2 separate regions of the Homo sapiens genome follow, and region 2 is linked to region 1. The links are chromatin loops, found by intact Hi-C in ENCODE. Cell type or tissue: IMR-90. All regions are shown on one strand. Each heading gives the region's core, and the rest is flanking DNA. Links, peaks and the distances in the headings are about the cores only.

Region 1 (5,000 bases), core at 1-5,000:
CTCAGCCTCCCGAGTAGCTGGGACTACAGGTGCCCGCCACCGCACCCAGCTAATTTTTTTGTATTTTTAGTAGAGATGGGGTTTCACCGTGTTAGCCAGGATGGTCTGAGTCTCCTGACCTCATGATCCACCCACCTGGGCCTCCCAAAGTGCTGGGATTACAGGCGTGAGCCACCGCGCCCGGCTTCTTTTTCTTTTTTCTTTTTTTCTGAGATGGAGTTTTGCTCTTGTTGCCCAGGCTGGAGTGCAGTGGTGTGATCTCGGCTCACCGCAACCTTCGCCTCCCAGGTCCAAGCGATTCTCCTGCCTTAGCCTCTCAGGAGCTGGGATTACAGGCATGCACCACCACGCCCGGCTAATTTTGTATTTTTAGTAGAGAAGAGGTTTCTCCATGTTGGTCAGGCTGGTCTCGAACTCCCGACCTCAGGTGATCCACCCACCTTGGCCTCCCAAATTGCTGGGATTACAGGCATGAGCCACTGCGCCCGGCCTCATTTTAGGAATTTCATATCAGGCTGCAGAGGAGGAATAGGGCCGGTATCTGGGGTGTTGGGTCAGTAGAAGATACAGCCTCATGATCCAGAGACCTGGACAGGTGACACCCTTACAGAGCCTGGTCTCTCTGGAAAGACAGCACAAAGAAACAACAGAAAAACATTGTTTTAAAACTTTCTGGGGCCAGGTGCGGTGGCTCACACCTGTAATCCCAGCACTTTGGGAGGCCAAGGTGGGTGGATCATTTGAAGTTAGGAGTTCATGACCAGTTTGGCCAACATGGTGAGACCCTGTCTCTACTAAAAATACAAAAAGTTAGCCAGGTGTGGTGGCGGGCACCTGTAATCCCAGCTATTTGGGAGGCTAAGGCAGGACAATTGCTTGAACCCTGGAGGCAGAAGTTGCAGTGAGCCGAGATCGCGCCACTGTACTCCAGCCTGGGTGGTGGAGAGAGACTCTGTCACAAACAAACAAAACAAACAAATGAACACACACACCCTTTGGGAATAAAGGTTGAAAGCTGTTGAGGTAGTGACCTGCCATCATGCAGCTGGTGCTGGTAGAGAGTTAGGCAGCCTGCAGATAGCTGGAGGCTGGTTTGGGCCTGGTGGACTACGCCCAGGCTAGGAAGGGCTGATACTGGTTTTCAACCTTGTGCCTCATATCCTGCTCCTTCTGTGACTGACCTTTTTCTCCCAGCTTTTTTTCCTAAACAAATTCTCTGTGCTTCTCTTTCCTCATTTTGACTCCTTTTCTCATTGCGCCTTGGTCTCTTCCTATCACCTTCCTTTTTGACTCTACCTTCCTTCTAAGTTATCAAAACTCAATCCATCTCCATAGCAAGCCTTATGCATATTGTTGGGGTATGTGCGCATGCGCGCATGTGTAGGTCTCAGGGAGATGGTGGCCCCTGGAGGAAGGTGGCAGGCCGACTCCACCCACCTGTTCTTCTTCCCCTCAGTGCCTTGCTGGTGCTCATTTCCTGCCCCGTATTGGGACTGGAAAGGAGAGTGTGCACACCTATCAGCAGATGGTCCAGGCCATTGATGAGCTGGTTCGAAAAACCTTCCAAGAGTGGACATCAAGTCTGGACAAGGATTGCATTCGGCGGTTGGATACCCCATTGCTGCGAATCAGCCAGGAGAAGGCGGGCATGCTGGATGTCAACTTTGACAAGTACAGGAGCCACCTGGCCCCTTTTCCCTATACTCCCCTTCTGCAGCTCTCCCAAGAATTTCACTCCCATCTTTTGACTCCTCTCTTCATTATTCTCTCTCTTTCTCATACAATATGTTTGCTATCGTCATTTTACTTTTTTTTTTCTTCTTTTATTTTTGTCTCTCCCCACCTCCCACCCTGCTATCAACATTTTAATTTTACAACTTATCTTAAAACACAACAAAACAAAACAATGATCGGCCAGGCACGGTGGCTCACACCTGTAATCCCAGCACTTTGGGAGGCTGAGGTGGGCGCATCGCTTGAGCCCAGGAGTTTGAGAACAGCCTGGGCAACATGGCAAAACCCAGTCTCTGCAAAAAATACAAAGATTAGCTGGGCGTGGTGGCACAAGCCTGTAGTCTCAGCTACTTGGGAGGGTGAGGTGGGAGGATCGCCTGAGCCCGGGAGGCAGAGGCTGCAGTGAGCTGAGATCACACCACTACACTCCAGCCTGGGCGACAGAGTGACCCTGCCTCAAAAACAAAAATCAAAAACCACTCCACTATCTGACTAAACCAGTGATGTCGCTGTTCTGCCACTAGATGGCCATAATGGCTCAGCTAAGTCACCCAAACCCTGTCCCTTTCCTGACTGTTGGTGGGGCTGTCAGACCATGCCTTCTTCTACAGCTTCATTGTTATGAAACTGTCATACTATAATTATTTAAAATGTAATTAATCAATTAACTAATTTATTAAAAATATATAGTGAGCACCTTCCATGTGTCAGGAACTGAAATAGGAACAGGCAGGGAATGTACACAACGGCCAAGTCCCTGCCCTCAGGGAGGTTAGGCTGCTGCTTTCTAAGTCAACAGCTCTACTCTTGGAGTGGGGCTTCCTGTCCACATAAGATGCTTTGAGGCTGTGGCTACTAGTGTTGGATTCCACTCATAAAATGTCCATGCTTGAGCCTGGCCAGCATGGCGAAACCCTGTCTCTACTAAAAATACAAAAATTAGCTGGGCATTGTGGCAGGTGCCTATAATCCTAGCTACTTGGGAGGCTGAGGCAGGAAAATCGCTTGAACCCGGGAGGCGGAGGTTGCAGTGAGCCGAGATCACGCCATTGCACTCCAGCCTGGGCGACAGAGTGAGTCTCCGTCTCAAAAAAAAAAAAAAAAAAAAAAAAATGCTTGTGGGGCCAAATGTAGGAGGGGCTTTGCCAGAGAAGTGCTGTGTGGAGACGGAGTCCCAGGGACAGATGAGACTGTGAGTGTTTGTCCTGGGCAGCAAAAGGTGGCCCAACCAGGGGAAGAGGGCACATTCTGGCTGAGAAAGGAAGCAAAAGAACCAGGATGGAGAAGCAGAGCGGAGTGTCAGGTGAGAGGGGTGAGGCAGAGGCATCAGTGAGGAGGACAGGGATGTTGGGAGCTGCAGGGATGAGGAAGCCGTTGAGGAGCAGAGTGTGCACATGGCTAGGTCGAGAGGTTTGAGAAAAGGCTTCGAGTAGTGAGAGTTGTTGGAGATTGGCTTTGCTGAGCTTCCTGGTTTTGTGAGTTATGGCCAAGCACAGCCACGTAAACATTGCCTCATAAATCAACGATAAGATTCTGAAGACTGAGAAACTAGGCCAGAGTTAGCCTAGTTACGCCATTTGCAAGCGCATAATGGGGTTGAACCTGCAAGACACATTCTCCCATCGAGCTGGGTACCCCCAAAGTTATTGTGTCAGGGGAGCCGCACAGATGCCCTTGGTGTTTATGGATATGAGGGCACACAGTTCACCAGCTGTCCTTTTTCTGTGAAATAAGGGATTGTATTCAAATAACAGGATTTCCTTAAACACTAATGATCAATCTTTACATTTCTTTTTTTTTTTTTCTTGAGACAGAGTCTCACTCTGTCGCCCAGGTTGGAGTGCAGTGGCGCAATCTTGGCTCACTGCAACCTCCGCCTCCTGAGTTCAAGCAATTCTCCTGCCTCAGCCTCCCGAGTATCTGGGATTACAGGCGCCCGCCACCACGCCCGGCTAATTTTTGTGTTTTTATTAGAGATGGTGTTTTGCCATGTTGGCCAAGCTGGTCTTAAAATCCTGACCTCAGGTGATCTGGCCACCTCGGCCTCCCAAAGTGCTGGGATTACAGGCATGAGCCACTGTGTCTGGCCAAGTATTTACATTTCAAATATGAGAGAAAACAAAAGTTGAGACAAGAGGTAAAGAAATGCTGTGTGTGTGTAGGAGGTAGGAGAGGATCAGGAAAACTAACTAATAGGTACTAGGCTTAATACCTGGGTGACAAAATCATCTGTACAACACTCTCATGACACAATTTTACCTATATAACAAACCTGCACATGTACCCCTGAACTTGAAATAAAAGTTAAATTTAAAAAAAATGCCATATGTGGCTGGCGCAGTGGCTCATGCCTAGAATCCCAACACTTTGGAAGGCCAAGGCGGGAGGATCGCTTGAGCCCAGGAGTCCAAGATCAGTGGGGGCATAAACAAAAATTAGCCGGGCATAGTGGTGCATGCCTGTAGTCCCAGCTACTCAGGAGGCTGAGGTGGAAGGATTGCTTGAGCCCAGGATATTGAGGCTGCAATGAGCTGTGATCGTGCCACTGCACTCTAGCCTGGGCGACAAAGCCAGACCCTGTCTCAAACAAAAAAAAAAAAAAAAAGAAAAGAAAAAAGAAATGCCATATGTGAGCACTGGTTGGTGGCTACCTCCTTCTACTCGCCAGGGGTCAGCCAGCGAGAGTAGATACAGCATCAACTTCAGTGCTAAACAGTCTCAAGTTCAAACCCTGGAGCATTTTGCCACGTGACCTCAGGCGGGCCATTGAATTTCTCTGAGCCTGAGTTTCCTCATCTACTTAAAAAACCCTTTCCTGGCATTATCGGGCAGCTGATGACTCACGCAAAGGTCCTCACAAAGAATGAACAACCAAGAAGCATTCTTGCCCCCTTCAAAACAATTGCCTCATAAAACTTGATGAAGATAGTATTTTCAAAACAAATGTAGCAGAGTGATGTAACAGTTTTAGTTTTTAAAACATTTTAACCTTTACAAAGGGCTAATATAGGCATACAGTGTAAAATTCAAAAGTCATTCTACAAAAGGATAGAGAATGAAAAGCCTGCTCCTCTGCTGTCCCCTAGGGGACCCAGTTTCACTCTGAAGACAGTCAGTGTTTCAGATTCTTGTATAATATTCCAGGAATAGACATATATGTCTACTTAAGTATCCTTTTTTGCATAAATAGTAGTGTACTATACATATTGTTCTATATATTCCAAGTGCTTTCAAAATGATTAATTTTTCCATTATAAAATTATTGA
Region 2 (6,146 bases), core at 1,147-6,146, 150 kb after region 1:
TCCTGCAGTGGCCGGGGAGGAGGAGGTTGATGGCTACGAGACGGATCACCAGGATTACTGTGAGGTGTGCCAGCAGGGTGGGGAAATTATTCTGTGTGACACCTGCCCTCGTGCCTACCACCTCGTCTGCCTTGATCCTGAGCTTGACCGGGCTCCAGAGGGCAAATGGAGCTGCCCTCACTGTGTGAGTACCTAATGCCAGCATCTGATGGCCCTGAGGAACCCACCCATCTCTTTCCCCCTTGGTTTCACTTACCCTCTTCCTGCCCCCAGATGGCTGGACTTCTTAGTAACAGATGTCCGAGTGTCTAGGATCCTAATGTATTCCTTTCTCCCACAATCAACATTTCTGAAACTGGAGTGTCCTTTTCCTTAGTTCCCACCAGTCTTCTCTGCACTTCTAGGATTCAGGTGTCCTGTCTTTGCCTGTATCTTCCAGTTTCATTCCTTAATTTCTTCCATCTGTCTGTGTGTCTATCCTTGGCCCCCTAGGAGAAGGAGGGGGTCCAGTGGGAGGCCAAGGAGGAAGAAGAAGAATACGAAGAGGAGGGAGAGGAAGAAGGGGAGAAGGAGGAGGAGGATGATCACATGGAGTACTGCCGCGTATGCAAGGACGGCGGGGAGCTCCTGTGCTGTGACGCGTGCATCTCCTCCTACCACATTCATTGTCTAAACCCTCCCCTGCCTGACATTCCCAATGGTGAATGGCTGTGTCCCCGATGCACAGTGAGTGGAAACATCTCCCCTCTGTATTTACTGTCAGGCCTGATCCCTTCCCCCATCCCTGGGGCCCACATGTCCAGCTTTTCATTTCTCTGCACTCCCCCACCCTTGTGGGACCCCTATCTTCTCATCTAACAATGGGTTCTTTCTGCCTCTTTCTTTCCTCCTCCTTGTACGTGTCCATCCCAAAGTGCCCCGTGCTGAAGGGTCGAGTGCAGAAGATCCTACATTGGCGGTGGGGGGAGCCACCTGTAGCAGTGCCAGCCCCTCAACAGGCAGATGGAAATCCAGATGTCCCACCCCCCCGTCCTCTTCAAGGCAGATCAGAGCGAGAGTTCTTTGTCAAGTGGGTAGGACTATCCTACTGGCACTGCTCCTGGGCCAAGGAGCTTCAGGTACTAGGACCTTTTCTTTCCCTCTCCCCCATGACCTCATTTCCTGCCATCCTCTCCCTCTCTTACTCCTCTGTTTGTTGGGTTCCCATACTCTTTGTTTTCTCTCATTTCAGGCCTGTGGCCTTCATACCCTACTTGCTTAGTTTCCATATGTGGTTCTTTTGGTCTACAGTCCTCTTTCTCTCAGTCTCCGTTAGCTTCCTTCCCTCAGATATAGCATAGCCTTTCCTAACTTCATGTCCTTCCTTATCTGTCTTTTTCCATGTTTTATAATATTCCTGGCTGGGCATGGTGGCTCACACCTATAATCCTAGCACTTTGGGAGGCCAAGGCAGGAGGATTGCTTGAGACCAGCCTGGGCAACATAGTGAAACCCCATCTCTGTTTAAAAAAAAATTCTCGGCTGGGTGTGGTGGCTCACGCCTGTAATCCCAGTACTTTGGGAGGCCGAGGTGGGCGGATCACCTGAGGTCAGGAGATCGAGACTATCCTGGCTAACATGGTGAAACCCCATCTCTACTAAAAATACAAAAAAATTAGCTGGGCGTGGTGGCAGGCACCTGTAGTCCCAGCTACTCAGGAGGCTGAGACAGGAGAATGGCGTGAACCCGGGAGGCGGAGCTTGCAGTGAGCCAAGATCGTGTCCCTGCACTTCAGCCTGGGCGACAGAGCGACACTCTATCTCAAAAAAAAAAAAAAAAAAAAAAAAATTCTCAATGTTTCTAATCCCATTCCCTATCTCTTGCTTGTAAGAGCCCCACCCAGGCCTTGTCTTCTGAAACTGTTGCATCTGTTTCATTTTATTTATTCTCCGTCTTGGCTTTGACTCATTTATCTCTAATCCATCCTTTTTCTTTTTTTTTCTATTTTTTTTTTTTTTTAGATGGAGTTTCGCTCTTGTTGCCTAGGCTGGAGTGCAGTGGCACGATCTTGGCTTACTGCAACCTCTGCCTCCTGGGTTCAAGCGATTCTCCTGCCTCAGCCACTCAAGTAGCTGGGATTACAGGCATGCGCCACCACGCTTGGCTAATTTTGTATTTTTAGTAGAGACGGGGTTTCTCCATGTTGATCAGGCTGGTCTCGAACTCCCAACCTCAGGTGATCCACCTGCCTCTGCCTCCCAAAGTGCTGGGACGCGCCTGTTATTCTCTTATTGCCCCGGCTGGAGTGCAGTGGTGTGATCTTGGCTCGCTGCAACCTCCGCCTCATGCATTCAAGCGATTCTCCTGCCTCAGCCTCCTGAGTATCTGGGATTACAGGCGTGCGCCACCACACCTGGCTAATTTCTGTATTTTTAGTAGAGACGGGGTTTCGCCATGTTGGCCAGGCTGGTCTTGAACTCCTGACCTCAGGTGATCCACCCGCCTGAGCCTCCTAAAGCACTGGGATTACAGGCATGAGCCACCGTGCCTGGGCCAATCCATCCTTTTTCATAGCTCCCTTTCCCTGTCCCATTCCTCCTGCCGGCCTCTTCCCGGTTCCTTGTTGTCCTCTGTGAGTGTCAGGACTATCTCTTTCCCTTTTTTCTGTGCCCTGCTAGCTGGAAATCTTCCATTTGGTTATGTATCGAAACTACCAGCGGAAGAATGACATGGATGAGCCCCCACCCCTGGACTATGGCTCCGGCGAGGATGATGGGAAGAGCGACAAGCGTAAAGTGAAAGACCCGCACTATGCTGAGATGGAGGAGAAGTACTATCGTTTTGGCATCAAGCCAGAGTGGATGACCGTCCACCGCATCATCAACCACAGGTGAATCCTCGGTCCCTGGGAAGTCAGACCTGGTATATGACATTATTCTTACCATGGTGATGGCCCCATGTTAGTATTTGCTGATTAACCAGGTAATTGATCTAACCTTGATAACCTCTGCTGTAGCTCCAGCCTTTCTGGCCTTGTTTCCTCCAGGGGAACGGGAGAAAACAGGAGGAAAATCCGGCCAGGCAGTGCCTCTTTTGTCCTTTGCCTCCTGTCATCTCCAGTGGCATAAGACATAGCACATGAGTCTGGGGATGAGGGCATGAAAGCAAAACATGAGAGACATAATTCATCCAGACCAGTGTTTTGAATGTTTCTTCTTCATAGTACTTATTACTGCCTAAACTTAATGGTATGTATTTAGTTATTTCAATGCTGCCTTCCCCACGAGACTCTGAGTTCCATGAGGAAAATACTTAGTGATTAGGTGAACAAATGATAAGGAGGGATCTCCAGGAATGTTTTGTGATAGCTGATTTTTAGGATACCATCCTGAGAAGGTTAGGCTGCTAGGTCAACTATTCCAATCTCCCTTCCAGCAGCTCACTGTTGACGGTTGGGTGACAAATTTTGTGTGTTTGCTGATAATTGCGTTTCTCAGGCCTTCTTTCTGTTTGTGATCTGTGCAATATTTTCCTCCTGCTCCTCCCCATGGCCTCCTGCCCCACAGTGTGGATAAAAAGGGGAATTACCACTATCTAGTAAAATGGAGGGACTTACCATATGACCAGTCCACGTGGGAGGAAGATGAAATGAATATCCCTGAATACGAAGAACATAAGCAAAGCTACTGGAGACACCGGTGAGGGAATGAGCTTGTGGATTCAAGGGATTCTGACGATGAGGGCATGAAAGCCAAAACTCCAGCATAAAATGAGGGTACAGTAGGGCCTGATTCAACCTGGAGTTCAGGGCAATGGCCACCTGAGCTGGGTTGTTTGAGATAGGCTTGCTAAAGAGGTAGTGTAAGGAACAGAAACAAGATCTGGCTGAGTAGTGGAGAAGAGGATGTTCAAGAGTGGGGAGGGCTGGCTCTTGAGGTGAAATCCAAAGGGCAAGGGTAAAGAGCCTGGGAAAAAGGAAATATGGGAAAATCTAGGTCATGGACAGTGGGAAGTAGGTCTGGAATGGGTTCAGAAAAGAAAGCGTAGGACTCCCAAGGATGAGGCCTCATTCAGACCCACTCTTTTTCCAGAGAACTAATTATGGGGGAAGACCCTGCCCAGCCCCGCAAGTATAAGAAGAAGAAGAAGGAGCTACAGGGTGATGGGCCTCCCAGTTCTCCCACTAATGATGTGAGTCCTCTCAGTTGTCATTTCTTGTTTCTGGAGTGATGGTGATCGAAGATTTTCCAAGGGCTACTGATGGAACTTCCCAGAGATTCAGTAACCTCTGTGAACAGTAGCTCTTCCTTCAGCATCCAGTCTTGCCCCAAGAGTGGCTAAGAATTTTGGCCTGAAAGGGCAGGAGCCACTAGAGATAGCCCACTGGTGGCTCTGTCACCAGCTGGCCCTTCCCCATGGTGCTGCTGGATATTGTCTTAAGGAATGAGGGGGAGGGGCTGAAGACTAGATGTGAGAACTTTTGTAAACTCAGGCCATAGTAGAGGGAATTGTAATCCAACTTGGTATCCATGCCAGGGAGGAAGAGACTAAGACTGGAGGAGCCGCCGACTATTTCCTTGAGCTTTCTGACTTCTTGTCTCTATAGCCTACCGTGAAATATGAGACTCAGCCACGGTTTATCACAGCCACTGGAGGCACCCTGCACATGTATCAGTTGGAAGGGCTGAACTGGCTACGCTTCTCCTGGGCCCAGGGCACTGACACCATTCTAGCTGATGAGATGGGGCTAGGCAAGACCATACAAACCATCGTCTTCCTCTACTCACTCTACAAGGAGGTGCTGGATTCTAGGACCTTGAAGGGGACCGCCTGGACTGGGGAAGTGGGGAGGGGGAAGATAAAGGGGTGTAGCTGGCAGAGGACTAGGGTATACGGCCTCTAGCCTAGACTTATGCTGCCCCCATTCTTGACTCCCAGGGCCACACAAAAGGTCCCTTCCTGGTGAGTGCCCCACTCTCTACCATCATTAACTGGGAGCGGGAGTTCCAGATGTGGGCACCCAAATTCTATGTGGTGACATACACGGGTGACAAGGACAGCCGGGCCATCATTCGTGAGAATGAATTCTCCTTTGAGGACAATGCCATCAAAGGGGGCAAGAAAGCTTTTAAGATGAAGGTAAGACCCTCTACCTCATATCCTCTGAGACCCTCAAAGCTGTCACTTCTTTTTCTCAGCCAGGAATTCAGTTTCTCTATTCCCCTCCTCACCTTTCTCCTCTTCCTCCACCTGTCCTCCTGTCTCTGCACTACCATCCTAGAGATATGGCAGGTACTCCCAGGGGCATACATGGATCTGTCGGTACTGGAAATGTGGGCAGAGGTTTAGGAGCCATGGTCTGTAATCCCTGCTTGGAGAACAGAGTAATGGCTCCTGTTGGGAGCCACAGTCAGGACAAGGTGTCTGGTTCTGGAGGTGTAGGTGCATGGTTGTCAGGTGGCAGCTGAATGGGCAATAATTATGTTGGCAGAGGGAGGCACAGGTGAAGTTCCATGTTCTCCTGACATCGTATGAGCTGATCACCATTGATCAGGCAGCACTTGGTTCCATCCGCTGGGCCTGTCTTGTGGTAGATGAGGCCCATCGACTCAAGAACAACCAGTCCAAGGTGAGTGAGGTTTCCAGACCTAAAAAACTTGAAGTTGTGGACTTCCCACTTGCCTTGGTCCTAAAAAACAACAAAAATTCTGGGGATTTTCTGTAGTCTGGGAGGACGTCCAGGTTGGAAGAGGGAGAGGGCCAGAGATTTGGGGCCTCTGATCCTGAGTGAAATGGGAGCTGGGGCAGGGAAAGGCTGATGCTGTGGGTCGGTCACTTGTCACTAATAAGCCCATTTTCCTGCCTTGCCTTGCCCCATCTTTTAGTTTTTCAGGGTTCTCAATGGTTACAAGATAGATCATAAGTTGCTGCTGACAGGAACCCCATTGCAGAATAATCTGGAGGAGCTCTTCCATCTCCTGAACTTCCTCACCCCAGAGAGATTTAAGTAAGTGGTTCCCTAAGGGTAGTTGGCAGAGATGAGAGGTGGAGCAGATAAAATGAGCTGGTAGAGGATTAATCTGAGGTGGTAAGTCTGAGATCAGGGGCAAGGAACTTGCCGACCTGTTAATTTTCTTCTCTTCTGGCTCTTAGCAACTTGGAGGGC

Evidence for each region. A loop is a pair of places that touch in the nucleus more often than their neighbours do. Peaks named below come from ENCODE experiments on the same cell type or tissue, not always from the same donor. Only the 100,000 strongest peaks of a DNase experiment are listed, where the experiment ranks them.
Region 2: it touches region 1 in a loop (6-fold over the local background); 13 of 110 quality-filtered maps call a loop at or near these places.

Annotation. Positions count from the first base shown.
Region 1 is chr17:7,741,472-7,746,471 of GRCh38, forward strand. DNAH2 (dynein axonemal heavy chain 2) reads left to right here. Exons shown (of 86, transcript NM_020877.5): 12 at 1,457-1,671. Among named protein-coding and RNA genes, the nearest start is that of DNAH2, 26 kb to the left of the region's middle. In IMR-90, for the core only: CTCF peaks have their summits at 2,283 (motif pointing right) and 4,786; DNase peaks (open chromatin) are centred at 2,280 and 4,570; H3K27ac peaks cover 326 bases.
Region 2 is chr17:7,894,425-7,900,570 of GRCh38, forward strand. CHD3 (chromodomain helicase DNA binding protein 3) reads left to right here. Exons shown (of 40, transcript NM_001005273.3): 8 at 1-184; 9 at 493-726; 10 at 915-1,118; 11 at 2,659-2,870; 12 at 3,547-3,678; 13 at 4,072-4,171; 14 at 4,587-4,778; 15 at 4,919-5,119; 16 at 5,472-5,609; 17 at 5,866-5,987; 18 at 6,134-6,146. Among named protein-coding and RNA genes, the nearest start is that of CHD3, 8.7 kb to the left of the region's middle. RefSeq lists an enhancer at 1-523. In IMR-90, for the core only: a CTCF peak has its summit at 3,548; a DNase peak (open chromatin) is centred at 3,577.